Regions from separate parts of the Mus musculus genome. Here region 1 is linked to region 2. A link is a loop called in an ENCODE intact Hi-C map of the cell type or tissue named here. Cell type or tissue: heart. All regions are shown on one strand. Each heading gives the region's core, and the rest is flanking DNA. Links, peaks and the distances in the headings are about the cores only.

Region 1 (15,055 bases), core at 4,243-12,242, 48 kb after region 2:
GTGATCAGTGCTGGGAGGAGCCAGGTCTCTACTAGGGACTTGCAATGCAGGGAAAGCCCAGACTGCCGCCGTCCAGTTTGATATGTTATTAGGCACCTCAGCCTTCTGTTCTAAGTTTCTTTGGGACAAATGCCCCCACTGGCCTCACTTTTAGCTCTCACATTAGTATTCTTAGTGTTTTTTTTTTTTTTTTTTTTTTTTTTTTTTTTTTTATTTTTTTTTTTAGTTAAAACCCTTAGTGTGTGCCTGTGCTGTGTGAACCTTCAAGTGCATGTGTCTGCCATGTGTATGTACAGGCCAGAGAAGCGTGCTGTAATATCTTCTTTTCTCTCCCCCACTATATCCTTGAGACAGGGTCTCTCACTGTACATTTTGCTGTTTTTTTGGCTAGGCTGACTGACCAGAAAACCCCCTCAACCCTTCTGTCTCTGTCCCACCCCTAGCTCCGAGAGGACGGCCATGTGCACCCATGTCTGTCATTTTCTGTGTGTACTGAGGAGCCAACCTCTCGGGCCTTTACGCTGGCACAGGAAGCACATTGTGCCATCTTCTCCAGCCAGTATTAATTAATTATCTATAGGAACAATTTAAGAGGAAATGTGCCAATACTGCGATTATTCACTCCTTTATACTAAAATTAGTATTTCCAAAGGACAAAGATGTTCCCTTTCATAACCCATTAACATATTGGTCAAAATCAGGAAGGCTAATACCAATTCAATACTATTTTCTACCTTATAATCTATATTAAAATTTTGCTAGTTATTCAGATGATATCCTCAACAGCTTATTTGTCTGTTTATGTAGTAGTGATGCGATTGAGCTACGGCCTCGCCTGTGGGGGTAGGTACTCTCCTGAGGCACTTCTATGCCTGCTTGATAACAGTTTTTACTTCATCTAAGCTATATGGCAGTCAGCTGTCTCTGCTTTAAGACCTGGAAGAATATCCATGTCCCCCCTTTTCCTCTCTGACTTGAAGAGTACCAGCTGGGTGTTTTGTGAAGTGTTTTTCGCATCGTGTACCATGTTGGTTTTTTCTTTTCCTTTGTATGCGCGAGTGGTGGGTGGGGTGGAGTGGGTGGATGTGCACACGTATGCAGACAGCTAGAAGGACCACAGACTTCCTGCTCCATTACTGGCCTGCTCTATGCCGGGAGATAAAGTCTCTGACTGTAATGAGTACTGTAGTGTGTCAGCTTGATGGGATCTAGAGTCCCCTAGAAAACAGCCTCTGGCACACATCTTGATTAAGGTGAGGTGGAAAGGCCTACCCTGGAAGCAAGCTTCAACAGTTCCGTTGCCTTGGGTCCTGAGCTGTACAAAAGGCAGAAGGAAGGAAGGAAGGAAGGAAGGAAGGAAGGAAGGAAGGAAGGAAGGAAGAGAGCAGGAACCCTGGGCCTTCAGCTTCCTGCCTATGGATTCAAGGTGAGCAGTGCTCTCAAGCTCCAGCTGTCAAGACCCCCACCACAGTGGACCCAGCTGTAAGTAGGGAACAGCCTTTTCTCCCTTGGGATGGTGCTTTGCTTTGGTTGGGGAATGGTGCTTTGGCTGGGGGATGGTGTTTTGGTTGGGGGAATGGTGCTTTGGCTGGGGGTCATGACAAGAAAAGTAACTGATGCTCACTCAGCCAGAGCTTCTTCCACTAACCCCCCTCTGTCCCCTCTACCTCTGTCTCTCTCCCTTTCTTAAGAGATGTGTTCTTGCCAGGCAGTGGTGGCGCACGCCTTTAATCCCAGCACTTGGGAGGCAGAGGCAGGTGGATTTCTGAGTTCGAGGCCAGCCTGGTCTACACAGTGAGTTCCAGGACAGCCAGGGCTACACAGAGAAACCCTGTCTCAAAAAACGAGAGAGAGAGAGAGAGAGAGAGAGAGAGAGAGAGAGAGAGAGAGAGAGATGCTTTTAGTCCAGGTTGGGCTCAAGTGACCATGCTGCTCCAGCCTTGAAAGTGGCTAGGACCATAGGTCTGAGCCACTGCACCTGACACACATGTATGTGGAGGTCAGAGGACAACCTCAGGTGTCATTCTTCAGGTACCATCCACCTTTTGTTTGATGCAGGGTCTCTCACTGGCCCGGAGCTTGCTGGAGTAGGTTAGGCTGGCAGGTATCAGAATGTCTTGCTGTGCCCAGGGCTGGGGTTGTAGGCATACCCTCTCACTCCTTGCTTGGTTTTTGTTGTGTTTTGTTTTTAATGCATGGATTCTGAGGATGAACTTAGGGCCTGATGTTTGTAAGGCAAGCAAGCTGTCCTCTGAACTCATGCCTGACACTTCATTTGTTTTCTCTTCTTTCTTTCTTGTTTTTAGATTCACTTTTCTACTTGTTTCTTTTTTGAGACAGGGTCTCAAGTATGTAACCTTGGCTGGTCTGAATCGAGTTCACTGTGCAGACCAAGCTGATCTTAAACTCATAGATATCTGCCTGCCCAGCCTCCCAAGCACTGGGATTAAAGGCATGTATCACCATGCCTGATCTCACTTTATTTTAAAGTATGTGTCTGTGCCTATGTGTGCATGTGAGCAGAGGTGCCCACAGAGGCCAGAGGCATCAGATCAGCTGACGCTGGAGTTACAGGCCTCCAGATAGGGATGCTGGGGCCAAACTCAAGCACAAAGTCTTAACTGCAGAGGCATCTTTCCAATCCCACTTCCTATGTTTTAATGGTTGACCTAATACACAGCTTTGAGTCCTTATGGCATTTCTATCAGAGGTCGTTGATATAAGTTTGTCCTATTATTGTTAAGTTTGGATATTTGGTTAAGGTGGTATCTGCTAGATATTTTTCCACCCTAAAGTTCCTAGCTTCCCTTTTTAAAATCAGTCTGTTTAGGACTGGAGAGATAGCTTAAAGATAAAAAGTGCCTGCTGTTCTTGCACAGGACCCTGTTCAGTTCCCAGTGCCATATCTAGCAGCTCACAACAGCCTGCGATTCTGATCTCAGAGGACCCGAAGCCTCTCTGCTCTTCGGGTGTCTGCACTGGTGTGCACACACCTGCATATAGACACACACTCATCATACACATAGCTTTTGTTTTGTTTTGTTTTTAAAGATTTGTTTGTTTACTTTATGAGTACACTGTAGCTGTCTTCATGCACACCAAAAGAGGGCATCAGATCCCGTTTCAGAAGGTTGTGAGTCACCGTGTGGTTCCTGGGAATTGAACTCAGGACCTCTGAAAGAGCAGTCAGTGCTCTTAACTGCTGAGCCATCTCTCCAGCCCCTTGTTTTGTTTTTTGAGATAGGGTTTCTCTGTGTAGCCCTGGCTGTCCTGGAACTTGCCCAAATGCAGTGGCAGCTCGTTAACTTCTCCTTGTGCCTTGTTTAGTGTAGCTAGGCTTGCTGCAGGGTGTTGGGGAAGGAGGCAGACTGCTCTGGGCCTGGCTGATGGGTGTGGCCCTGCCCCCACATCTCAGTCTCCTCATGGTCTCCCTACTGTGAGCCTTGCCTCCTGATGCCAGCTTTCTCAGCCAGGCCATGTCTGTCAGAGCCTGGATTCACTCTTTTCCTCTCTGCTGTCCCCAGAGTCAAGGGTGACTGATATTCAACAGACATTGATAATGCCCTCGTTCAACTCCATCAGCCCCAGTTTGTTTGAAATGACTATTTTGCCAAACATAATTTTTTGCCTTAGTAATTTTTTTCTCTCTAAAGTTGGGTACCTTTGTTATCTTCGAACATTTTCCCCTATATTCTACACATTTTGTAAAAAAAAAAAAATATTTTATATGTATGAGTGTTTTCCTTGTATATGTACCAGGTGCATGCCTGGTGCCAGAGGTCAGAAGAGGGTCCCACCTCATAGGATTTATAAATGGTCTTGAGCTACCACATGTACGCTGGGAATGGAACCCGAATCCTCTGCAAGAGTAGCCAGTGCTCTTGGTCTCTGAGCCATCTCTCCACCCCTGTATTTTATCCCCTTATTAAAAAAAAAAGACAAAAAACTGTAAAAGATTTGTTTTGTGTTGCTGGTGTGTATGTACATGCACAACTGGCAGATGTTAGAAAGGGGCAGGCGGGCTGCCGTGTGAGCTCAAGCGACTGAACCAGGGTCTGTCCAAGAGCAGCAACTGCCTCACTCTCTAAGCCTTCTCAGGCCTAGTCCTACAGTCTTAAAACATTTTTTCCATCTCTAATTAACAGTTGCTAATTCTTTGCAGCTGGTTGATTTTCTGTTGACAGTGGTATAAGAAACACACACCCAACAGTGGGGTGCTATCCCCCCATCTTCCCATACTTCCATTCTATCCCTTCTTTCCTCCCCCCATTCTTCACTCCATTCTCTCCCTCCTTTCCTCCTCCCCCATCTCTTTTTTCTTTGTTTGTTTTTGTTGTGTTTTGTTCTGTTTTTTTCGAGACTTGTTTCTCTGTATAGCTCTGGATGTTCTGGAACTCACTCTGTAGACCAGGCTGGCCTCGAACTCAGAAATCTGCCTGCCTCTGCCTCCTGAGTGCTGGGATAAAAGGCGTGTGCCACCACGCCTGGCCCCATCTCTTCATCTCTTTCCTGTTTGCTCTCTCTGACCCCTCCCCACTTCCCCCACCTCTACTCCTGGCTGCCCCACCCTGCTCCCCCACACCCTGCCCCACCCACTTCCTCCCATCCCCACTCCTTTTGCTCCCCTGCCTCCCACCCCCATTCTCTCTCTTCTTTTTGAGACAGGGTCTCATGCATTACACCATGGCCTTGAAGTTACTATGTAGTTAAGATTGACTTGAACTCTTGATTCTCCGACCTTTCCCCCCACCCCCCGACCCCATGGGAGGACTATAGTTTCCTCCATCACCCCCAGTCTTCCTTGTTGAAACAATACATGGCTGGAGAGATGTCTCTGTGGTTAAGAGCACTGGCTGTCCTTCTGGAGGACCCAGGTTTAATCCCACCACAAACATCTAAAGTTCCAGGGACATCTGATGCCCTCTTCTGGCCTCCTTCAGCCAGCACCACGTGCACACAGCACACAGACATTCATGTCAGCAGGACACCCAGACATATTTTAAAAAAACAAAACAACATAATCACAGAGAAATAATCAGGGCTGGGCTGGGGATATAGCTGAGCTGGCTGAGAAGGTCTGGGTTCCATCCCCAGCACCACTTAAACTGGGGTAGGTGACTGCCACCCCCAAAATGCCAGAGCCAAAGGCAGGAGACTCAGGTCATCCTCAGATACAGATTGAGCCTGGAATACACAAACCTTATGTAAACAAACAAACAAACAAACAAACAAATGCCCCCAAATACAGAACATAAAAATATGGAGGAAAGAAAACCAAGAGCATTTCCTGAGCTTTGTTTTAATCAGGAAACTTGGGATACTACGTGAACACTGTTCCTCAAGAGAGATGACTTCTGCTGCGATGCGTGCCATGACCTATCAGGCAGTTGTGCAGAGATGCTCTGAACTAACATTCCGTCAGTGCACAGTGGGATGCGGAGCCTGCACACCCAGCCACAGGGACAGGAGTCTCAGCTGCTGCTGAGTATGTCACTGGTTTTGTTGTTGTTTTATTGAGACAGGATTTCTCTGTAGAGCCCAGGCTGTCCTGGGTCTCACTCTGTAGACCAGGCTGGCTCACACACAAAGCACCCACATAGATCTACTCCCACTTACTTGGGAAAGTGCTGGGATTAAAAGTGTGTGCTGCTAGGCTTAAATTTTTTATTTTTATTTTTAAAGTTTCAGCCTCTATAGGGCTGAGATCACAGCATGTGCTGCTATGCCTGGTTGCTATAGGTAACCTTTCTTATTATGTGAGCCTCTCTGTTGACTGTTGGAAGAGGCAACCCAGGGGGTCGAAGCAACCCCCACCCATGCTTGCTGGGTGTGTCTAGAATGCCAGGCCCCCATCGCTGTCCCCCAAGCCATTTCTAGCATGGGTTACAGTATACAAGCTGTACTTTGCTAAAGGGACACAGAGTAGCTTGCTTACTTGTGCTATAAATGAAGCACCTTACTGCAAGCCTGGTATTCCTGGGTGGACCTACTGTGTGCAGGATGGAAATCCGGGCCATTTAGTGTTTCCCAGGACTCTGAAGTAAAGAATGACCAGGCAAACGAATGTGTGTGCTGCCTGCTGGCCTGTGAGCTATGCCCTGCTTCTGACCTGGATCTATAGCTAGATTAACTCAGTACTCGATGGCTACAGTCCAAGTCCAGACTCTGTCAGCAACCTGCTTTAGTCCTTTTGTTGTTGTTATAGAATTTGGGCTTATTGAGAGATTTTAAGATACTTTAAATTTCTTTCCTGTTTTGGAGATTTAAAAATATAGATCTGCAGGATCTAGGGTTAAGAGAAAGAAAAGTGTTCAGAAATAAAGACACGCCTGCGAGTGTGGGTGTGGGCCCCTCAAAGGAGAGTCACCCTGCTTCTCTTTCTTTATCATTCACAAAGCTGTTTTTACAGATAAAAACCAGTTATGAATTTTTAAAAGGAAAAGCTCTGAAACAGACATATACCATAAGAATCCGTTTCCTTAATCAAGTCAGGTGACAAGTTATTCAGAGAAGGATCACATAGATCTCCTTACTTGGGGCTTGGGGATGGCTCCGTGCGGCTCTGTGAGGTTCCATGCGGCTCGGTGTAGAGCACTTACTCAAGCAGCACTGAGGCCCTGGGATAAATCTGCATAAAACACCCCACTCAGCTAAAGACTTTTTGTTACTTTCTTTCTTAAAGATTTATTTTATTTATATGAGTACACGGTAGCAGTTTTCACACACACCCAGAAGAGGGCATCAGATCCCATTACAGATGGTTGTGAGTCACCATGTGGTTGCTGGGAATTGAACTCAGAACCTCTAGAGGAACAGTCAGTGCTCTTAACCACTGAGCCATCTCTCCAGCCCATGGTTAATTTTTTAATATAGGTCTTTCTAGAAGTTTTCTTTTCTTTTTTTTTTAATATTTATTTATTTATTGTATGTAAGTACACTGTAGCTGTCTTCAGACACTCCAGAAGAGGGCATCAGATTTCGTTAGGGATGGTTGTGAGTCACCATGTGGTTGCTGGGATTTGAACTCGGGACCTTCGGAAGAGCAGTCGGCGCTCTTAACCACTGAGCCACCATCTCACCAGCCCTAGAAGTTTTCTTTTTTAAATAAATCTATTATTATTATTATTATTATTATTATTATTATTATTATGAACAACTCTGTAGACCAGGCTGGCCTCGAACTCACAGAGATCCACATACCTCTGCTTCCTGAGTCCTGGGATTAAAGGTGTGCTCCACCACACCTGGCCGTTAAGTAAATCTTAATTTATTTTCATATTTGTATATGAGTACCTGTCTGTACCTATGTGGGTTGGTGCCCTTGGAGGCCAGAAGAGGACGTTGGATCCTCTGGATTATGGGGTGGTCGTGAGCCACCAAGCTGGAACTGAACAGGTCTCCTTCAAGGGCTCCAAACCTTTCAGCCATCGCTCTAGCTCTCCTAGTTCTCTAAGACCATAGCATGTGCAATGTTAGTACTAGCTTAAACTGGGGGCCACAGGAGTGACCTCAATTCCCTGTGGCTCTGGCAGGGTTCAGCAGCCCTAAAAACCTTTCAGGACCACGAGCAGAGTTGAGAGGTTTTCCCCGGCCCTGCAGCTTTCTTGGAGCTCTTCGGCAGGAAGTGCACCCACAGTCTCAGGGTCTCAGGTTCTGGCCAAACAGCTTGAGGAGCAAGGGAGGGAAAGGAAACGGTTCTCCCCTCCATATCTTCCACTCCACCCCTACTCCCCATCACTCATCTCTGACACTTGGACTCCAGTGAAAACCTAAGAATTCCCGTCTGGACCCCGAGCATCCTTTCATGCCTCCACTGAACCCTTGGGTCCCCACAAGCAACTATGGGAGTAGGAATGGGTGGGGCAGGATGCAGGGGTGGAGTGGGTGGAGCCAAGACCCACTTCCTTTCCCCCTGGGGCTCAGTCTGCCCCAGTCCTGACCAAGCCTCAGGAAGAACTGGAGGTACTTGCCCTGGCCCTGTGCCTTAACCATTAATCTGGTAAGAGGGTATGATCTTGCTGGGTACGGGGGTGGGGATGCTCAGAGGATGAAGGAATGTACCTATAGTTTGAAAAGATGAATAGGGTGAGGGGGTAAGGGAGTCCAGAGCCACGGGCTGGAACAATGAATGAAGGCCAGGGGGACATGGCTGCTCTGGAGTCTGAGCTGCCAAGGCCAGGGTGGGAGTCACTGGCGCCATCTGTTCCCCTGTTGTCTCTGATAATAGTGAAAGCAAGAATGGAAAAACAAAACAAAACAAAAAAAAAACGTTAAACCACAAGATGGGCTTGGCAGTTGGCAGGGAAGTGGGCAGAAGGAGTGGGGCTGGCCAAGTTTCCCTCCCCAACCGCGTTCTTCTGTAACTTCCCTACATTCAGGTCCCAACTCCTGCTCCTGCCTGTCCCTCTGGAGATGGCCTTGCACCTTCTCCTCCTCTTTGGGGCATGCTGGGTCCAGGTGGCGAGCCCAGACAGTCTGCAGAGGACGACGATGCTACCATCTACCCCACATATCACAGCTCCAAGTACCTCTGAAGCCCAGAATGCCAGCCCATCAGTTTCTGTGGGGTCAGGGACAGTGGACTCGAAGGAGACCATCAGCCCCTGGGGGCAGACCACAATCCCAGTTTCTTTGACCCCCTTGGAAACTACTGAATTGTCTTCTTTGGAGACTTCTGCTGGTGCCAGCATGAGCACCCCTGTACCTGAGCCTACTGCCTCTCAGGAAGTTTCCAGCAAGACATCAGCACTGCTTCCAGAACCATCAAATGTAGCCAGTGACCCTCCTGTCACTGCAGCCAATCCTGTGACAGACGGACCTGCAGCCAATCCTGTGACAGACGGAACTGCAGCATCTACATCTATCTCTAAAGGAACCAGTGCACCCCCCACCACTGTGACAACAAGCTCTAACGAGACCAGTGGACCCTCTGTGGCTACAACAGTAAGCTCCAAGACCAGTGGTCCCCCTGTCACCACAGCTACTGGGTCTCTGGGGCCCTCGAGTGAGATGCATGGACTCCCTGCTACCACAGCAACCAGTTCTGTGGAGAGTTCCAGTGTGGCCCGTGGCACCTCAGTTTCCAGCAGAAAAACATCCACGACGTCTACCCAAGATCCCATAACCACCAGGTCACCAAGCCAAGAATCAAGTGGCATGTTACTGGTGCCCATGCTTATTGCCTTGGTGGTGGTTTTGGCCCTCGTGGCGCTACTGCTGTTGTGGCGCCAGAGGCAAAAGCGGAGGACTGGGGCCCTGACCCTGAGCGGAGGAGGAAAACGAAATGGGGTGGTGGATGCCTGGGCTGGGCCAGCCCGGGTTCCTGATGAAGAGGCCACAACCACATCAGGGGCAGGGGGCAACAAGGGCTCTGAGGTACTGGAGACAGAAGGCTCCGGGCAGAGACCCACGCTCACTACGTTCTTCAGCAGACGGAAGTCTCGCCAGGGCTCTTTAGTACTAGAAGAGCTGAAGCCTGGGTCGGGTCCCAACCTGAAGGGGGAGGAAGAGCCGCTTGTGGGCAGTGAGGATGAAGCTGTGGAAACCCCAACTTCTGACGGTCCACAAGCCAAAGATGAGGCCGCACCTCAATCTCTATGAGCAACAGGTATTCATCCAATCTGCTCCTTAGCCCCGGATCCTGCTGTTAGCTGCCGCACACTCTGCATTTGTGAATATTTGTGGACCAAATCCGTCCATCCATCCATCCATACATTCATTTCCTTCCCCCCACCCCCCGCAACCCCCCAGCCCCGCTGTCTCCCACCTCCCCTTCCTCTGTGCTTTCTTTGGAACCAATTGCTGAATCACCATGAGGATGATCTTAGTGGACCCACATTTTCCCCGAGGATCCCCCTTGGAATTCTGGGATCCCAACAGGCCAGAAAACTCCCTAGGATGAAGCTGTGAAGCCCATGCACTCACATCCTTCTCAGCAGGGGCCCCTTCAGGAATGCCTCTCAACTACCATTTGCTTTGGGGCCAGCTTAGAGCCTGGATGGCAACATCCAGCTTGCTCTTGGGTGAACTGTGACCTGTGACTTTTCCCAGAGCACTCTGATTTGGGGCTGGCTGGAAGCTGCTGGTGGGAGCCTGCCAGAGATCCATCACTTCTCCTTGGGTTAGGGATGCGGAGAGTTCCTGGCTGGTGGTGTAGGTGTAGGTGGTATAGTCCCGCACCTACTGTGTCCACTCAGAAGTATGGTTTGTGTGCAAGATAGGACAATTTAGGTGATGGCTGCAAACAGTACTGGTGAATATAGACCATGGGAGAAAGCAGGGCAGGTGCTGGTGAGTTCCAAAAGGAGGGACCCAGGAGCTGTACCCTGTCTGCTGAAGACCTAAGTGTGTCTGCAGCCCCCAGAAGAATGCAAATGTGATGGGGACTAAATGTGCCATCAAGTGTGCGTTCTTCAGCTAAGCTGCCATATCCTTCCCTCAGAGGCTCCCTCACACCAGCTCTCACCACGCCCACACCGTGCACACACCAGTAGGCACACATGCAAGATCGGGAGAGGAGTCAGCCAAGTGCGGTGACTGGGTGGCACAAACCCCTGGTGTTGATGCTTTTCTCTACAGGCTCAGTTGTCTGTTTCCTCTTCCACCCCAAGGCTGAAGTCTTTCCCTTGTCGCAGGGTAATAAGAGAGAGTTAAATGAAAGACAGGCCCAAGGGGTGGGACATGGTTGCCAGAGAGTCCCTAAGGGTCTGAGGTACAGAGAGGGGACAGGTCACAATTGTGCTGCCTCTGACCCCGCCAGCCCAGGCACGTGGTCCAAAGGTGGTTGCTGGAGGAGATGTGCAAGAGGAAGCTGTTGAGTCAGAGGGCGCTGCCCTTGAGAACAGACTGACCTACAGAAAGAGATGTGTGCGTGCGATTGTGTGTGACCTGGATGGGAAAGGGGAAGGTGGGAGGGAGGGGATGAGGAATGGAAAGGGACATGGACCAGTTGCTACCACATCAAGCTGCCATCGTTCCCTCCTCGAGTCTGTGGGGAAGAGGGAAGGACTGAGCTGGGCACACCTGGGCCACACTGAACCCATTTCTACTGCTCACTAGGCGCTGTGTGGGCCAGCTACAACAGAGATGGCTCGAGTGAGTTGCCAGTGGCCCTTAAGGGACACAGCAACTGTTGTGGTTGTTTTTGCCAAACTGTGTGTCCTGATTTCAGGCTCAGAAGAAAATATCGCTAAGTTGAGAGGTCAATGGCTTGTTTCACTGCCACTTCTAAGGTGTTTCAGGCTGTCAGGTGCATGGAGGAAGACAAGGAAATGGGGTAGAGATGGTGGCTAGCACCCAACAGGACCTCAGCCCAGACAGGGTCAGATGTTCTGGGTGCTAAGTGGAATGACAGACAAAAGTGTCCACAAGAGGAACAAAACTAGGAAGTGGTTGGTATTCTACCTCTGAAGGAAGACAAGGAAGCTGAACGCTTGTCCCGGATCTTGGCCACATCTCTCTTCCCAGTGACTCCGGTGCCTGGCAGGCAGCAAGCACTCAGTGCATGTCCCCATGAATGAATGTATGTATGTATGTATGGATGGATGGATGGATGGATGAATGAATGAGGCATTGGCAGATAGCAGGGGAAGGCACTTAACACAAAGACTAGTAATGCAAAGTATGTAAGTGGAGCAGAGATCATGGTGGACACAGACAGGTGGACAGGTGTCCTTCAGCTCGGGAGAGAGAAAGCCCAGTGAGTAACAGATACGGAAAAGGCAAAAATAGAAGAAGGAGGAGGAGGAGGAGAAAAAGCAGGCAAACAGAAAACAGGGAGATGTAAAACAGTTTCAACTCCATCAGTTATGAAACCATAGCTTGTGTTTGTGACATCCTGGCCTCGTCTTCAGAAATGTGTAATGACCTCAGAAATGCCTGTGGCTGACGTGGGGTCGGGAAAATTAAATGATCTGTAAATACATCTGTAAGAAGCTACATCCTGCGTGTTTAGTGTGGTCCTCCTAAACGTGGGGAATTTAAGTGTGATTTTTCACCTTAGTTTTCTGTGTTTTACACAATAAATGTCTCTAATTTCACAGTTATGAAAAACATTGGTGAGGGGGCTGGGAAATGGCTTCTTGATTAGAGCACTGCTGTTCTTCCAGGCTCTGTTCCCAGCACCTTAAGCGGCAGCTCCCAACTGTCTGCAGCTCCAGTTCCAGGAGATCCAATGGCCTCTTACGACCTTCAAGGGCACCAGGTATTCATGTGGTTACAAATACATACATGTGGGCAAGATACCCATACGCATAAAAATAAGTAAATCTTTTAAAAATTGGTAAACAGATGTTTCTTAGAGAGCCACGGAGGGTATGGTTGGAAGAGAGCTGTGGAGACAGTGTCAGAAGGCTTGAGTTGTCTTCTGAGTGTTGGGATGGAATGGGTGGGGCATCCCATCTGTCCCACAGAGCCACTGTGGAGAGTCAGTGCCATTCTTCCTCCCGTTGCCAGGCAACATGTCTAAAGACATCCTCAAACTTCCCAGTGCTTGCTTGCTTCTCTGGTCCTAAGTCCGTGACTCTCCCACTAGTCGGTCCCTTCTCCCCATGGTCCTTTCTTCAGGTCTCATTTTGCCTGTGCTTTCCTGAGATCCTTGCATAACCCCACCCCCATGTTCTGTTTTATTTCTGTTTGTTCTCCTCCTCCTCCCCCTTTCTCCTCTTTCTCTTCTTCTAGTTTTGGTCTTTTGTTTTGCAGTTTTTCTTCTTGTTGTTTGTTTGTTTGTTCATTTTTTTATTTTAAGACATGAAGCCTGGGATGTCCAACTGACCTGGAACTGCTGGCCTGTCTCCCTCTGGCTCCCAAGTGCTGGGATTACAGGTGTGCACCACCATAGCCAGCTATTATTTCCTTTGTTTTAAGAAGGAAAGGTTTATTCTGGATTACTTATTTTTCTTTGTTTGAGACAGGCAGGGTCTTACCATTAGCCCAGATGTCTTGAGACTCACTCTCCTCCAATGTCAGCCTTCTAAGTGTTGGGAGTACAGGAGTATTCAGCTATGCCTGGACAAATTTTTATTCTATTTTGCACTGGTATGCATTAATTATTCAGTTTTGTGAGGTACATATATATCATTGATATCAGTATATGCACAACGCTGAGTAATCACATCAGAATGATTAACTTGCCTGTCCACTCAGATACTTATTTGTGACAAAGTGTTCAAAATTTTTTCTTTGAGTCATTTTAAAACATAAACCATGAGCCAGCCCTGGTAACACAAGCCTGTTGCTCCTGGAACTTGGGAAGTGTTACAGAAGGGTCAGGAGCTTGAGGCCATCCTGGGCTACATGAGAACCTGTCTCAATATCAACATCTGAAACCCAAATAGTTCAACAGCTAAATAGTCACAGGGCTGAAAGATGGCTCAGCCAGCCAGGTGGTGGGGGCACCTGCCTTTAATCCCAGCACTCAGAGGCAGAGACAGGCAACTCTCTGAGTTCAAGGACAACCAGGTCTACAGAATGAGTTCCAGAGCAGCCAGGGTTGTTACAAAGACAAAGCCCATCTCAAAAAAAAAAAAAAAGGATGGCGGGGTAAGGGGGGAGGAAATGGCTCAGTGCTTGAGAGCACTGGCTGCTCTTCAGAGGTCCTGAGTTCAATTCTCAGCAACCACATGGTGGCTCACAACCATCTGTAATGGGATTCGGATACCCTCTTCTGGAATGTCTGAAGACAGCGACAATGTACTCACATATATAAAATAAAGTTAATAAAAAAACAAAACAAAACACCTAAAAATCCTGGGGTGCGTGGCGCTGGAAAGATGACTCACTGGTAAATGCAGTGGCTGCTCCTCCAGGACGTGGGTTCAATTCCCAGAAGCTCAGAACCTCACAACTGTGTGTAACGCCAGGTCCAGGGGATCGGACACCCTCACACATGCATGCAGACAAAACACCATTGCACATAAAATACAAATTAATATACTAAAACCATCTTGGTCTACACAGCAAGTTCCAGGGTGGGAAGGGCTACATAGTGAGACCCTGTTTCAAACAAAAAACAAACTCACAAAGCATTTTTCCTGGTTGAGTTTGGCATCCAGGGTCCCTGCAGCCAGCCATCATGAGCTGCCCCTGAGCAGGCAGTAAGGGTCTCCATATCAGGACTCAGAGGGCCCAGTGCTCCAGGTCAGAGCACCTTGGGATCCTGTGTAATGCTTGGGGAATGAGGCCAGGCTGGGGTGAGCCTCGAGCCTCGAGGACAGGCAGCATCCTTTAGGTATCTTTCCCTGGTAGGATCTCCTTCTCAGGGAAGGGAAAGGCAGGGGCCTCTGCTGGCCTGTCAGGGTCAGGGCTGGAAAACCCGTGGGTTCTGTGATTTGGGATTTCATCATTTCTTTTTCCCTTAAGTTTCTGGTTGCTTTAACTGATTCCATGTGTGTGTGTGTGTGTGTGTGTGTGTGTGTGTGTGTGTGTGTGTGTGTATCTGGTTGCTTTAACTAATTCTCTCTGTATGTGCATGTGATGAGTGTGTGTCTGGTTGCTTTAATTAATTTTCTGTTTGTGCATGTGTGTGAGTGTGTAGGTCTGTGTGTGTCTGTATGTCTATATATCTGTATGTATAGAATAGAAAAGGGCATAAGATCTCTTGGGGCTCGAGTGATAGGCAGTTGTGAGGTACTCCACGTGGGCGCTAAGACCTGAACTCTGGTCCCAAGTCTTCACCACCGAGCCATCTCTCTGGCTTTCCAAGCTCAGCTTATTTCATGTGGTCCTGGGGATGGAACTCAGGTCCCCTCATGCCTATGCATCTAGAACCTTAGCACCCAAGCCATCTCCTCCTACTTTTAAATTTCTTTTAACCTATAAACTTTATCGTCAGAACTGACTACATTCATGATATCATCATCGCTTTGAGCTGTCCTGTGGATCGCATTCTTACATGCATCAAAACTCACACTGTGAGCTAGAGAGATGGTTCAGCCGTTAAGAACATATTCTGCTCTGCAGAGGACCCAAGTTCGGTTCCTACACCCATGTCAGGTGACTACAACCATCTGTGACTCTAGCCCATGGGGACTCAATACCTGGAACCTCTTATGGGCAC
Region 2 (15,055 bases), core at 2,767-10,766:
TCCAGGCATTGGTAAGGTGTTAACTGTTACAGAGGAACTGGCTTTCTGAGGTACCTGGCATCTTGGGACGAGTGAAATCTAGTCAGGTGGCCTGAGTGTTCACAGGTGTTGGGGGATAGATACCCAGGTGTCACTCAGTTCCCTCACGCTTGGCGAGTTCTCCCCTTCTCTGATAACACCAAGGAGGGGGCAGAATAGTGATCCCTGAAGATACCCACATCCTGAGCTGTGTGAATACCACTTTATGAGTTATGTGGCAGAGGGAAAGGGTAAAGTGACATTGAGGTTTTGTTTTGTTTTAATTTTTTGAAATGGGGAAGGGGGTCCTCACTGTGTAGCCCTGACTGGCCTGCTGCCTCCCAAGTGTTGAGACTAACGTCATGCACCATGGCGCTGGGCAAAATTAAGAAATTTTGAGACTGGGAGATTGATTACCTTTGATTATTTGGGCCATTGTAGTCATGGGTCCTTGCTGATCCCTAATGAGAGCAGAGGACTCTGAAAGCTGGAAGTGAGGCGTATGTCTCAGGGTGCAGGTGCCTGGAGAGACGGGAAAAGCAGAAGACAGATTCTTCTCAGACAGGTGCAGTCCCACAGTGATAACCCAGTTAACCCACTTTGTACTGTACCCTCTAGAGTGGTAAGATAATAAATTTGTGTCAAGCTGCTTACATTGTGGTAATTTAATAAAGCACCGGTCGGAAGTGAGTCTGCGCCCAGCTACGCTCTGGAGAGCCACCAGAGTTCCTTGTCTTCCCGGCCAAGCACTCACCTGACCCAACCCTGCTTAGGTTCGGAACTGGGTCTATTCTGGGTGGTAAGACCATGGACTTTGTTAAGCACAAAGCCAGTAATTGTTTGGATGGGTTTTTGTTGTTTTGAGACAGAGTCTCTCTTGGACCCTGGCTGGCCTGGAATTGATTATGTAGACCAGGCTGGTCTTGAATTTAGAGAGACCCATCTGCCTCTGCCTCCCAAGTGCTGGGTAAACTGCCTTCCTCTCCACTTCCTCTCCAGTAATAAAACTACAATGTGCTTTTTTTGTTGTTGTTTTTTTGAGACAGGGTTTCTCTGTGTAGCCCTGGCTATCCTGGAACTCACTTTGTAGACCAGGCTGGCCTCGAACTCAGAAGCTGCCTCTGCCTCCCGAGTGTTGGGATTAAAGGCGTGCGCCACCACCGCCCGGCTACAATGTGCTCTTCTAATAAGGGGGCCGGAGAAATACCTGAGCAGTTAAAAGGGCCCAGGCTTGATTCTCAGTAATTACATGGAGGCTCACAATCAGTCTCACAATTGTCGCCAGGTAACTGTGGGGGAGTCTAATGCTTTCTAGCTCCAGGCACTAGACTACCAGGTGGTTAGACAATACAAAGGCAAGCACTCATACACATGTAAAAAATTGGTTTTAGCCGGGCTGTGGTGCTGCACGCCTTTAATCCCAGCATTTGGGAGGCAGAGGCAGGCCGATTTCTGAGTTCAAGGCCAGCCTGGTCTACAGAGTGAGTTCCAGGACAGCCAGGGCTACACAGTTTTTCGAGACAGGGTTTCTCTGTGTAGCCCTGGCTGTCCTGGCACTCACTTTGTAGACCAGGCTGGCCTCGAACTCAGAAATCCGCCTGCCTCTGCCTCCCAAGTGCTGGGATTAAAGGTGTGCGCCACCATGCCCGGCTTGTTGTTTAATTACATTCATTTCTGTTCTCCAGCAGCTTATATCCAGCCTTATCTCCCACTCGCCCAAAGTTGAGTGGTTATTCCCCCACTGAGTCCACTTTGTGTTGTGCAGCTACTTCTCTTGGGAGTGCAGTGGAACTCGGGCTTGCATCTGCTGGACAGGCACTCTAGCACTGAGGAATAGCCCAGCCCAGTTCTCGGTTTTGTTTTGTGTGTGTTTATGGTAGGGGGAGGGTTTGAGAGAATTAGCTTGGTGGTTGTTTCTCCCACTGAGTCTGTAGCCCAGACTCTGACCAGCACCTAAACTACCTCCCCACAGTGTTAGCCTTAGAGGCAGAGCGCTGAAGACAAAGGAAGCGAGCCAGCTTTTCCCTGTCCAGTTGACAGGGGCAGCCTTCTCAAGGAGACTAAAAGTGAGGGTGCCATGGTTAGGTGGCTCACGTCTGATCTCAGCAGGAGCATCAGAAGTTCAAAGATGTCATAAACTGAAGTTCTCTGGGTGCTGTTTGAATACTGGAATACAGGTGTCTGAACCCAGAGTCTCTTAGAGGGCAATGAAGTGTGTCTTAATGTTTTCCTTGCTGGGATAACGTAGGACCCAAGTAACCTAAGTAAGATATGAGTTAAGGTGGAGGCGCACACCTTTGATCCCAACCAGAGGCAGGAGAATCTCTCGAGTTCAAGATCAGCCTGGTTTATGGAGTGAGTTCCAGGATAGCCAAAAACATACAGAGAAACCCTGTCTCAACTAAAACAAAAAACTAGAAAACCACCATGACCAAAAGCATCATGGGAAAGAAGTTTAGTTCATTGTTAAGCTGACGGGAGCCAGCTGGCAGAAGCAGAGGCAAAGACCGTGGGAGAACGTGGTTTACTGGCCTGCCCGGCTTGCTTTCTGATGGCACCCAGGACCACCAGCTCATACATGGGATACAGTGAGCTGAGCCCTATAGACTTGCCTACAGGCACATCTACAGAGGCTTTTTAATCGAGAGTACCTCTTCCCAGACGACTTAACATAAAACTAACAGCAGCCATTTTTACTCTGTGGAGTATCCTTGTATCTTGGACAAACACACAAGAAAGCCTTAAGATCAAAGCTATAGGTGACAATGTCACATTCAGTACATTGACTTGACTGCTGTCTGTTTCCAAGGAGGTAACAGGAGCCAGGCGAGGCAGGGAGTCTGGACCCTCTGGGTGAGGTAACTCATGAGGACAAGGAGTAGTAGAGTGATGTCCAAACGCTGCTAAAATAAGCCAAATGGGGTGTGGTGGGACACACTGGTTGCAGCACTTGAGGGAAAGCCTGAGTTGCATAGTCACAGGTGTGGTGGCACATGCTTGTGATCCCAGCACACAGGACCAGGAATTCAGTCTCAGTTTACCTAGCAAGTTTAAGGATAGCCTGGGCTACATGAGCTGTCTTAACCCCTCAAACAACAAAAACCCAACTAGACAAAAATGGTTTTATTGAAGAATGTCTGACACACCCTCCATTCCTTCCCACAGGAAGAGGTCTTAGCCTCACAGCATTCATCTGCTGGTTTTGGTTTGTTTGTGTATATGTGTGTGTAGGGGGTTGTTGTCTTTTAAGATTTTACTTGTTTTCATGTTTGCTTGCATGTATGTGTACTGTGTCTGTGTACCATGCCAGACTTGGAGGCCAGGAGACTTGATTGACAGATGTGAGGCACCTGTGAGTGGAGAGCGAACCCAGGGCCTCCTCTGGAGAAGCAATTGCTCCTTACTGCTGAGCTATCTCTCAGGCCGTTTTTTCTTGACAAAAAACTGGCCTCAAACTTTCCACCCTCGCATTTCCTTTGAAGTTCTAGTATCTTTAGATGTGTGACAGTGTCTGACTCCATCTGTTGACTAGATGAGCCTTTTTGCTTTGCCGCTGATCCTAGATTGCAGGCTGTGGCTGTCTACATGAAGTCAAAACCAAGCTGTGTATCTGAAAGTACCCAACTTCTCATGATCCTGAAACCCGATGACTGTCTCAGGTCTGGGTTATAAACAGGTGTGTGCAAAATGGGAGGTGTTGATGCTCTGGGGAGTGTGAAGTCATTTCTGAACTCCCCCTGGAGGACAGGCTGTCCTTGGTCCTTTTGGGGATCAAGGTTATGGTGTTAAACAGGGTTTCAGCAACCCCAGGCCACCACCAATACTTTGGGGCCCTATATACAGTCTACCTACACTCAGCTAATTCCAGCTACTGCCGGCCTCTCCCTACCAAGTCTCTGTTCTTCAGGGGCTTGTCAGGCCTAGACTATCTCTAAGGTAGGACTCCAGCTGCCATACTGCAGGTGCTGGGGCTGTAGAAGCCAGCAGCCTGGGGGTTGCCCCGGGGGATGCCTTGAGCAGTTTCTGTTTTCCTGTTCTGATGCGATCAGTCTTGCTCTGACTTTCCGGTTCCCACCCTCTCCTCTGCCGGCCTCTGCCCTGCAGTTTGCAGTGGCTTCAGGATCCCTGGCTCCAGTGTCCTGCTCTGAGCACATTTATTTCTGCCGCTCCATGCTTGCCAAGTAGCTGAGTTTCTCACCCAGTCCACACTGTCCTTGTTCCGAGTATCAAGCCATCGTTTGGCAAGGAAGACTGGCATTGAGGCATCCCTACACATATTAGTCCCAACTCTTTATTTAATACCGAATTTGCCCATTGTGCTGAGGAAGCAGATGAGATGCGGAGCGGAGCACTGAGGTGAAGCCGCAAGCCCGGTGCCCCTCAGCCTGTGAGTGTTCAAGGACCTCAGTCACTCTGCCTGTCCCTAAAGATTAGTCACGAGATTCAGTGATTTTTTTTTTTAATATTTATTTACTTACTTACTTACTTACTTATTCTATGTAAGTACACTGTAGCTGTCTTCAGACACTCCAGAAGAGGGCATCAGATTTTGTTACGGATGGTTGTGAGCCACCATGTGGTTGCTGGGATTTGAACTCGGGACCTTTGGAAGAGCAGTTGGCGCTCTTAACCGTTGAGCCATCTCACCAGCCTGTGATTTTTTTTTTCTTTATATTTTTGCCCATTTTTTAAAAGCTGTAGTTGGGACTGGCGACATATGCTTATAATCCAGGTGCTCAGATTGAAGCAAGAGGAGGCTCATGAGTTCAAGTCTGGACTGGGGTGTAGCATGAGAGACATGGCTGTGTCTCAAATTAACTATAATTCTTAGAATTAGGTTATCTTCCTCTCACTGAGATATGAGAGACATTTTTATATCCCAGACACAAGGCATGGTCAGATGCTGCTGTTAAGTGTTCTCAGGCAGTAACTTCTCTTTCCTCTTCTTTTCTGAGACAAGTTTATGTCTCCTAGACTGGGCTCCAGCTTGCGTTCCTCTTAGGTCCATCTTCAGATACCGAGTTTACAGGCGTGTGTTATTACACTCAGTTTATGTGGTACTGAGGTACTCAGGGCTCTATGGATGCTGGGGAAACACTTTGCTGTAACACACCCCAGCCCGCTCCTGGAACTTACAGAGATCTGCCTGGCTCTGAGTGCTGGGATTTAAGCGTGCACCCTGCAGTTTCTTTTCAGGTTTAAAAACCAGTACCTCAGCTGGGTGTGGTGGCGCACGCCTTTAATCCCAGCACTCGGGAGGCAGAGGTAGGCGGATTTCTGAGTTCGAGGCCAGCCTGGTCTACAAAGTGAGTGCCAGGACAGCCAGGGCTACACAGAGAAACCCTGTCTCGAAAAACCCAAAAAAAAAAAAAAAAAAAAAAAACAAAACCAGTACCTCCTGTTTTGATTCATGTCTGTCCCTCTCAGCCCCAACCTGATTCTTCCCCTGCTGGGAAGCCCAGGACCTTCAGCATACTGAGGCAACAGGCAAGCTGCACCTGCAACCCTGTCCAATTTCTACCATCACATGGTGCTTGAGAATAGGAGGTGTAGCCAGGCGTGGTGGCGCACACTTTTAATCCCAGCACTTGGGAGGCAGAGGCAGGCAGATTTCTGAGTTCGAGGCCAGCCTGGTCTACAAAGTGAGTTCCAAGACAGCCAAGGCTACACAGAAAAACCCTGTCTCAAAAAACAAAACAAAAAAGAGAATAGGAGGTGTCAGGGGCTGGAGAGTTGGTGCAATGGTTAGAGCCCTGGATGACCTTAGAGAGGGTCTGAGTTCAATTCCTGCACTCACATACAGGTTCACAGCCATCCATAACTTTGGCTCTGGGCACAAGTAACCTGGCCTCCCCAGGCAGCAGGCATACATGTACAACACAGACATACGTTACAGACAAAGCACACACACACACAAAGTAAAAGAGAGAGAGTGGGGGCGCCATCTGAGCAACAGGTTACTAGGTGATTGCTTTTTCCATTTATACAGTTGCTATGCCAACAGTATAGGGTGTTACTGCACAGACCTAAATAGTGTATAACCTGTTACACAGCTGCCGGCTGGATCCTGGGCTGTAGCCCTGTGTATGTGAGTGACTCAATGTCATGGACAAGGGTAAGGGTGTGGGAATATTTATCCCTAAACATAGAGCAGGACCAGTAAAGAGGCCAGGCAAGCTCCTAGAGAAACATGAATGACCTCCAGGACATTTTCAGGACAGTCCGAGACAAAGCCCACTCTTTAGGCTGTGTCTCTCCACAGGCGAACTCGCCCTCTGCATGGATTGACCCAGACAAGCTGGTGACAAGGCAGTTTCAGTCACAGTCACTCCCGTGCTTTTTGTTGTTGTTTTCCCATTTATTTATTTATTTATTGAGACATGCTTTTTCTGTGTGGCCCTGGCTGTCCTGAAACTTGCCCTGTAGACCAAGCAGGCCTCAGACTCAGAGATCCACCTGCCTCTACCTCTTAAGTGCTGGATTAAAGGCCTGCAAATCTATGCCTGGCATTTGTTACTGTTTTGGTTGGTTGGGTGTTTGTTTGTTTGTTTGTTTGTTTTTGAGACAAGGTTTCACTAGCCTTGGTTGACCTAGAACTTGCTGTGTAAACCAGGCTGGCCTTGAACTCACAGAGATTCACCTGCCTCCTTTTGAGTGCTGAGATTAAAGGTGTAAGTTACCAGGCTTGACCTGTCAAGTTTGTTGTTACTTTAAAATGTAATCTTCCGTGTTCAACCCTGTCCCCAAGTTGTATCCTCAGTCAGTGACAGCTGACATGGGCTTGGAGGAATCCTTGGGTTTCCCACTGACATCTCTGAAGTTCTCTCTGGAGGTCAGCAGGGGGCTCTATTCTCTGTGAATACTCATGCAGTGTATGCTAGAGACAGATGGAGGGAGCAAGGCAGTTTTGGGAGACTGGATGTGACCACTATGGTAGACTTGGCTGGAGCCCCTCTGCCACCGACTCTTCTGGGTCCATCTAGATGCGGAGCTTTTGACCCCCTCCCTCCTGGGGGTATGAAGTCTGTGGAGTGGACTATAGGCCCTGGAGATACAGCCAACTGTGAACTGCCATGTAAGTTCTAGGCATCCAACTTGGGTCCTCTGTAAGAACAAGAACTCTTAACCACTGAGCCAACTCTCTTGACAGGATTGTTCCAGAAATTTCCCTAGTGCTCATGTATGTAGACCTATTAATGTGCACTTAGACACATCTGTACACTTTTCACGCACATCTGTTCTGGTGATGAGGAGAAATGTCACCCTCTTAGTAGTTGGAGCGTAGGACCTGCAGGGTGCTTCCTGAGGGAATGACAGGGTAACTGAAGAAAGGGGGTGGATCTAGGGGTTGCTTGGGCCAATAGTTATGCAGCAAGAGGCATAGACCTATTTCAGTTTCTCTGTTGTTTGAGACATGGCTGGCTTCCATTACAGGCAGGTGTCATCCTTTCAGCCTAAATCAGGAAATTCAACCCCCCACCACCACCCCCCTTTTACCAGTGTTACACATGGAACTCAAGGCCTTGTTCATGATCCGACCTTAGCTAGAATATTATCATCTATCAACAAAAAAGTCTATTTGAGGAAGATGACAAGAATGAAGGGGTTTTCCATGGTGTCTGCTCCTTCCTCCCCCCCCCCCCCCCCCCGGTTAACTAGAGAAGTCCTTTGTTCAGGAAGTATTAATAACATAAAATACTAGCATTGGGTTATTTTTTCACATTTTTTGAGATTACAATACAATTACATCATTTCTCCTTTTTGTTTCCTCTCTCCAAATTCCCCCACATACCCTCCCCTTGCTCTCTTTCAAATTCATGGCTGTGTTTTCCTGTAATTCTTGTTATGTATATAACAGATATTCCTAAATACATAAATATAACCCACTCAGTCTGTACACATTACTTGTGTGTATGTTTTCAAGGCTGACCATTTGGGACTGGATAACCAGTTGTGCTCTACCCAGGGTAAGGCTGTTGCTCTGCTCTCTGCATCCTTACTGTTCTTTGTCTAGGGTTGAGGTCTCCTGAGCGCTCCTTCATCCACATTAGCATGTCTGTTGGTGTCCTTGTTCAGATCAGGTTTAGGAAGTCATTTAGAGGAGGAAGGCAAAATAACAATCTAAAAAAGGTCATAAGGAACCAGCCTATTAAGTGCCCAGCTAGGGGCTGGAGAGATGGCTTTCCCAGGACATTCCAAGCCTGATTCATTTTAGGAGCTGTGAATTGGAGATGTTTTCCTCCAGAAGTCCCTTCTTCCTAATCCCCCATGGCTGGCTCCCTTTCTCTGTCAGGTCTCACCTTCTCAGGTCAGCCTATGAGAAAGAGCATTTCCTATCAGCCCCAGTGCTCTACGGTGTCTGCAGCATAAGCTTGTTTAGAATTTGTCTCAGGAGAAGTCAGTTTAGAGACTCACCAGCCCAGGTCTAAGTTCATCCCACAGGGGAGAATGTCCACAGGACAGTTGTCCAGGATATGAGTGAGAATTCTGGGAAAGAAACTGTGTCCGCAAAGACCGACTAACTGATTAGAACTGCTGTGGTTGCAGCTGTATAGCACCGGCTGCGCTTCCTGTGGACTTTGGCTTGATTTCCAGCACCATCAGGCACAGCAGTACATAGCACATTAGGTCCAGGAGATCTGATGCCTCCTGCTGGCCTCCTCAGGCACGGCACATACGTGGTGCATGTTCATACAAGCAGGCAAAACACCCATACACATAAAATTTGGAGGGGAAAAAAAGTAGCACATATCTTTAGTTCCAGAACTCAGAAAGCAGAGGCAGGCAGGTATCTGTGAGTTTGAGTCTTGTCTGCATAGTGAGTTCCAATACATACAGGTACACTTGCTGGTTTGGGGGGTGGGGATGGGGGGTTGGAAGGGCTGCAGCAAGGTGAAAAGATGAGATTTGTTTTGTTTGTTTTGTTTTGTTTGAGACAGGGTTTCTCATTCACTCTGTAGAGCAGGCTAGCCTCGAACTCAGAAATCCACCTGCCTCCCAAGTGCTGGGATTAAAGGCGTGCGCCACCACTGCCTGGTGAGAGATGGAATCTTTAGCGCCTTAAACAGTGACCTTTGCCCAACTCTGTACCAGACTAACATCCTGCGACTAATAGATAAAAACCTTGGGTATCTATTAACTCAGAACACCAACGTCCACAAACCCAAAAGCTAAGAATGGCATCAGATAGCGTCTAGGGCTTCCCCCTTCTGTAACTGCCTCTTTGATGTTTCCACCCATGCATTTTAAACTTGCTTGGATTTGACTTTCTTTGACATGTCACTATAAATGCCACGAATCTGCTTCCATTGGGGACCTGGAACTTGAGGTAATCTAGTCCCATGTTCCTCCAGCCACACTCACTCAATCAAATTCAGCTGTCGAAAAACTATCATTTACTCTCCTAGAGGTGAGAGCTATGTTTTTTTTTTTCTTCTTCTTCTTCTTCTTCTGAAGACATGAAGAAAACTTGCTTCCAGTGTCCAGGACGGATGAAGAGCTGGGCCTATGGATCAGTAGTCCCAGACGCAGGCCTCAGGAGTGGCAGACAGGCAGGAAAAGGGGAGGTTGTTCATGCTCTTTCTTGGGTTAGGTGGAGGAGTTCCAGTCGGGAGGAATGCCACCTTCCAATCCTCTGATGGTCTGGAGGTCCGGCCATGTGGCTGGTAAGTGCCTTTATCCTTGAAGGCCAAAGAGAGCAGACACTTACTGGGCAAGTCTAGGTCACGTTCCAGACAGGACACTGCTCAGGGATCAACAGGTCTAAAGCTGAAGAGAATCCGACCTAAAGACAAAGGCAATGAAAGAGACAGACCTGTTACTTAGACAGAGAGGCCAAGTCTGTTCATCTCTTCCACTTCACAGCAAGGAAGCATTTCTAGTAAAAGTAGCCTTCAGATCCCTGGAAACTGCTTCAGATCCCTGGAAACCGACCCAGGCCACTGTTGGCACCACAGGCCACAGCAGGGATTGTCACTACAACAACGCTAATAAGCTGATTAGGTATTGCCTGGCTCTGCGATGTCCAAAATTAGTACTTAAAAATTACTTTTAGACTTGTTTACCTTATTTTTATATGTATGGGAGCTTTGCCAGAATATGTGTACATGCGCCACATGCATGTCTGGTACTTGTGAGGTCAGAAGAAGGGGTCAGATGCCCTGAAACTAGAGTTATGGATGGTTGTGAGCCATCATGTGGGTGCTGGGATTTGAACCAGAGTCTTCTACAAGAGCAGTGGTTACAATAAGATGGGAGAAGCTTTTACACTGAGCCCAGCTACTTCAGTTGGTGGAGCAAGAGTCTCTTAATCTCAGGGTCATGGGTTCAAGCCCCATGTTGGGTACCATTTATAGAAGTTTGGTCTGGTTCTTCCAGCCCCATGCTCCCAGAAATAAGACTCAGATTCAAAATATATTTACAAATACCTTGGTGATATAGCTAGGCTTTTCTCTGACTAGATCATAACTTAAAAGAACCCACTTATTTTAACCTGCATTCTGCATGTGGCTGGTTACCTGTGCTCAGGTACCATGTGTCTGTCTCATCAAATCTTGGTTGACTCTTCTGTACCTGGCTCTGTCCCAGAATTTTTTTTAAATTTTTTTTAAAGATTTATTTATTATATGTAAGTACACTGTAGCTGTTTTCAGACACACTAGAAGAGGTCACCAGATCTCATTACAGATGGTTGTGAGCTACCACGTGGTTGCTGGGATTTAAACTCAGGATCTTCAGAAGAAGCAGTCAGTGCTCTTAACCCCTGAGCCAGCTCTCTGTTGTTGTCTTCAGATGCACCAGAAGAGGGCGTCAGATCTCATTACTCAGGACCTTTGGAAGAGCAGTCAGTGCTCTTAACCACTGAGCCATCTCTCCAGCCCCTCACCCCCCCCCCCCCGCCTCTCAGATGTCCTTTAATTCTATCCTTTTCTATAGCCCATAGAGTTTGATTTTTAATTTTTTTCAATTTATTTTATGTATGAGTACACTGTAACTGTATTTAGACACACCAGAGAAGGGCATTGGATCCCATTACAGATGATTGTGAGCCATGTGGGTACTGGGAATTGAACTCAGCACCTCTGGAAGAGCAGTCAGTGCCCTTAACTGCTGAGCCATCTCCCTACCCCCAACCATGTTTTTAATTGACAAATGATGCACCCATACAATATGCACAGTACTCTCTCTCCATCATCTCTCCATCATCTCTCCTGCTCTCCCACCCCCTAATTAGTGATTCTTAAGTCATCTGAAATAAAGTGAAACTGGAGATTTATTTAGTAACAAGATCATCTTCCCTCCTCCTCGTCACCCCCCCCCCCTTTCTTTTTTTTCCTGACACAGGATTTCTCTGTAGCCCTCACTGTCCTGGAACTGGCTCAGTAGACCAGACTGGCCTTGAACTCACAGAGCTCTCTTCCTCTCTGGAGTTGGGATTAAAGGCATGCACCACCACCACACAGCCAGTTTCTTCGTTTTTGACTTGATAACTCACACCAGTCTCCCTTCTGAAGCCAGTCTCAGGAAACTGGAGGTTGAGCATAGAGCCAAGGACTACTGAGAGTGCTTCCTCAGGCTTGGTTGTGCATCTGTGACTCTGAGAGTGCTTCCTCAGGCTTGGGTGTGCATCTGTGACTCTGAGAGTGCTTTCTCAGGCTTGGGTGTGTATCTGTGAATGTGTGTATTTTTGTTTATGTCAACTCTGTCACCAGCTGTTTCCTGTGGGTGCTAAATTACAAATGACACTTTTGTGGTTTTGCTGGCTTGGGGTGTGGTTCTTGCATTGGGCTGGCACTAACTCGATGTTTAGACCAGAGATGAAAGCATTTGGCCTAGTGAGCATCTTCTAGGATGTGTCTCCCATCCTTTCTCCTTCCATTTCCTCGGTTCTCTCTTGCTAGTACATTTATAAGTTGGTTCTTGGCCTGATCTGCTGTGACTCTGTAGAGAAGAACTCAGAACTTCAGGAATGGATTCTTTCCTCCCACTGGAATCCTGGGATGGAACTCAGGTTGTAAGACTTGCGTGAATTCCAGGCTTAGGCTTGGAGAGATTCAGCCATCCTTGTGCCCACACTTCCCTTCCCGCTAGTAGAACAGATCCATTCAGACGACTACAGGACCCTGTCGGGTAGCAGAGGAATTACTACAGAGCGATTGGAGCCCATGAATGACACAGGAGTTGCTTCTTTGCCACCACATAACATGTTCATCAAGAGAAGTAGTCTGAAGGTGGACATGGTAGCACACGCCCTTCATCCCAGACCTGCTGAGGCAGGCGCAGGCCTGTGAAGTAGAGGTCAGCCTGGTCTGTAGAGCAAGTTCCAGGATAGCTACGGAGAGACTATTTCCAAAAACCTACACCAAACACAAGAGTGTGTGCAGGGAGGAATCTGGGTTGTTTTCAAGGCTATAACTATTGGAGCTTTGTTAGGTCTTGACAGTGCAGATTCACCTAAGATAATAGAGTTCTCTCTCTCTCTCTCTCTCTCTCTCTCTCTCTCTCTCTCTTTCTCTCATTGGTTTTTTGAGAGAGGGTTTCTTATGTAGCCCTGGCTGTCCTGGACCTAGCTCTGTAAACCAGGTTGGTCTCAAACTTAGAGGTCTGACTGCCTCTGCCTCCCAAGTGTGATTTAAGGCATGCCATGATGGCCTGCCTATCTGTCTGTCTATCTATCTATCTATCTATCTATCTATCTATCTATCTATCTATCTATTTTGTCTTCCATTCTTACTTGTGTGTGGGGGGGTTCTATTTTTGGGTAGTTCCTTGACTTTTTGTATTAACGCTTTGAGTAATTAGTATTATATTTTTGATTTCTAACAATCCAATCTACTATTCTTTTTAAAACTTTGTTTATTTATGTATTTATTTAATGTGTGTGTGTGTGTGTGTGTGTGTGTGTGCGCGCACACACTCTTATATGCATGTGTACCTAAGTGGGGACAGAGGCTGAGGTAGTTGGAGTGAGAATGGTCTTCATGGGCTCATATATTTGAATGTATTGTCTGCAGTTGGTGGCACTGTTTTGGAAGGATTAGGAGATGTGACTTTGTAAGAGGAGGTGTGACACTAGGGCCAGCCTTTGAGATTTTAAAGGACTCAGACCATTTCCTCTGTGTTTTCTCCTCTTCCCAACCAGTTCCATACCTGTTGCTTGAAAATCAAGATGTGAGCTCTCAGCTAATCCTGCACCATGCCTTGCTCTACCATTATGGATTCTACACCTTTGAAACCATGAGCCCAGTTAAACCCTTTGTTGTGTAAGTTGCCTTGGTCATGGTGTTCAGTCACAGCAATAGAAAGATGACTAGTGCACAGCCAACCTTGAGTACTATTCCTCAGGGCACCCACCTGGCTTTTTAAAAATATAATATTTTATTAATTCTCTTTAAATCTCATAATGCACACAATGTATTTTTAAAAAATATTTATATTAATTTCAAAATATATGAGTGTTTTTCTGTGTACCATATGCATGCAATGCTCATGGAGGCCAGAAGAGAGGCAGTGTAGCCCCTGAAAGTGGAGTTGAAGATGGTTATTAACCACCATATAGATTGCTGGGAATTGAACCCAAGACCTTTGGAGGAACAAATACTCTTAACCACTGAGCCCTCTCTTCAGGTCCTCACAATATATTTTGACCAATTTCTTCTTCCCCCACAGCTCTTCCAATATCCATACCTACCCTCTCCCAAGTTTGTCTCCTCATTTTTTCTTCTCTTTCTTTCTTTATTTCTTTTTTTTTTTTTTTTTGGTTTTCCGAGACAGGGTTTCTCTGTATAGCCCTGGCTGTCCTGGAACTCACTTTGTAGACCAGGCTGGCCTCAAACTCAGAAATCCGCCTGCCTCTGCCTCCCAAGTGCTAGGATCAAAGGCGTGTGCCACCACGCCCAGCTTTCTTTCTTTTTTCTTTTCCTTCCTTCCTTCCTTCCTTTTTCTTTTTTTGAGACAGGGTTTCTCTGTGTAGACCTGGCTGTCCTGAAACTTCCTCTGTCAACCAGGCTGGGCTTCAACTCAGAGATCCACCTGCCTCTGCTTCCTGAGTGCTGGGATTAAAGGCGTGTACTACCACCACCACCAAAGCTATGGCCTCAGTTTTGAAAACCCACTGATTCCAATTTCTGCTGCTCATATACTTGTGGTTGTGGGGCCATCCATCATGAGTGCATGCCCACCCTGTTTGTTGAGGTGGAGTCCCTCACTGGCTTGGAATTCTCTGAGTAGTCTAGGCTGGCTGGCTGAGAGAGCTTCCTGTCCCTGCCCCCTCCCCCCTGCTGTGATTTCAGGTGACACTCTATCTAGCTCTCTTATGTGCATTCCAGAGATGAGTCCAGTCACCCAAGAATCCATCTGGGGCCAGTTCCTCTCAGAGTTTCAGGATGTGGCTTTAGTCATGTCTGGTGGGAGAAGGCGTCCCTCTTTCATTCTCTTCAAAGTAGACAGACTTGGCAAGAAGTGTCTCTTCCTCTGTCCCAGGGGCTGGAGCTGGGGATCGTGTCATGGGGGATGTGCTACTGTGGCAGCAGAGTGCCAGATAGAGTCAGCCTTCATCCGGGGTTTGACGGTATACATTCCTTATCAGTCCCAACTCTTAAGAGGTGGAGCCAGAAAGCTTAGGAGTTCAAGGCTAGCCTCTGCAGCACTGGTTATATGGGACCTTGGGTCAAAGAGAAGGAATGACACAAAATGAAACAAAGCCCTTCAAAATGCAGAAGACAAAATATTTATTTGGCTCATTGTTTTAGCCCATGGTTTCTTGGTCTTGGTGCTTTGGGCCTGGGATGAGGCTAATTGTTGTGGAAGGTTGCTGCCTTGTGTCTGCTCCTCCCTCAGGGTAGGGGTAGTCAGGCCCATTGTACACCAGACTAGAGGAAGAGAAGCACAGTGGGGCAGGGGGTGCAGGCAGGGTCTTGGTCCACAGTGAGTGGTGAGTATGTAGGGAAGGAACACACACCCTGGAACAGCTTGGAGAACTCATTCAGTTTATTGGAGGTGGGGGCAGCAAAGGCTATTTAAACCTTTGCGGGGTGAG

The links. A loop is a pair of places that touch in the nucleus more often than their neighbours do. Peaks named below come from ENCODE experiments on the same cell type or tissue, not always from the same donor. Only the 100,000 strongest peaks of a DNase experiment are listed, where the experiment ranks them.
Region 1: a loop joins it to region 2, with 2.5 times the contacts of the local background. A loop is called at or near these places in 29 of 42 quality-filtered maps.

What each region holds. Positions count from the first base shown.
Region 1 is chr7:127,130,691-127,145,745 of GRCm38, reverse strand. It overlaps Spn (sialophorin), which reads left to right and starts at 7,923. Exons shown (of 2, transcript NM_009259.5): 1 at 7,923-7,999; 2 at 8,379-12,052. The coding sequence starts at 8,413. The coding sequence ends at 9,600. In heart, for the core only: no CTCF peak of the experiment used is centred there; no DNase peak of the experiment used is centred there; H3K27ac peaks cover 316 bases.
Region 2 is chr7:127,177,641-127,192,695 of GRCm38, reverse strand. Cd2bp2 (CD2 cytoplasmic tail binding protein 2) reads left to right here. Exons shown (of 7, transcript NM_027353.4): 7 at 1-1,036. Among named protein-coding and RNA genes, the nearest start is that of Cd2bp2, 11 kb to the left of the region's middle. In heart, for the core only: CTCF peaks have their summits at 6,871 (motif pointing right) and 8,667 (motif pointing left); a DNase peak (open chromatin) is centred at 8,605.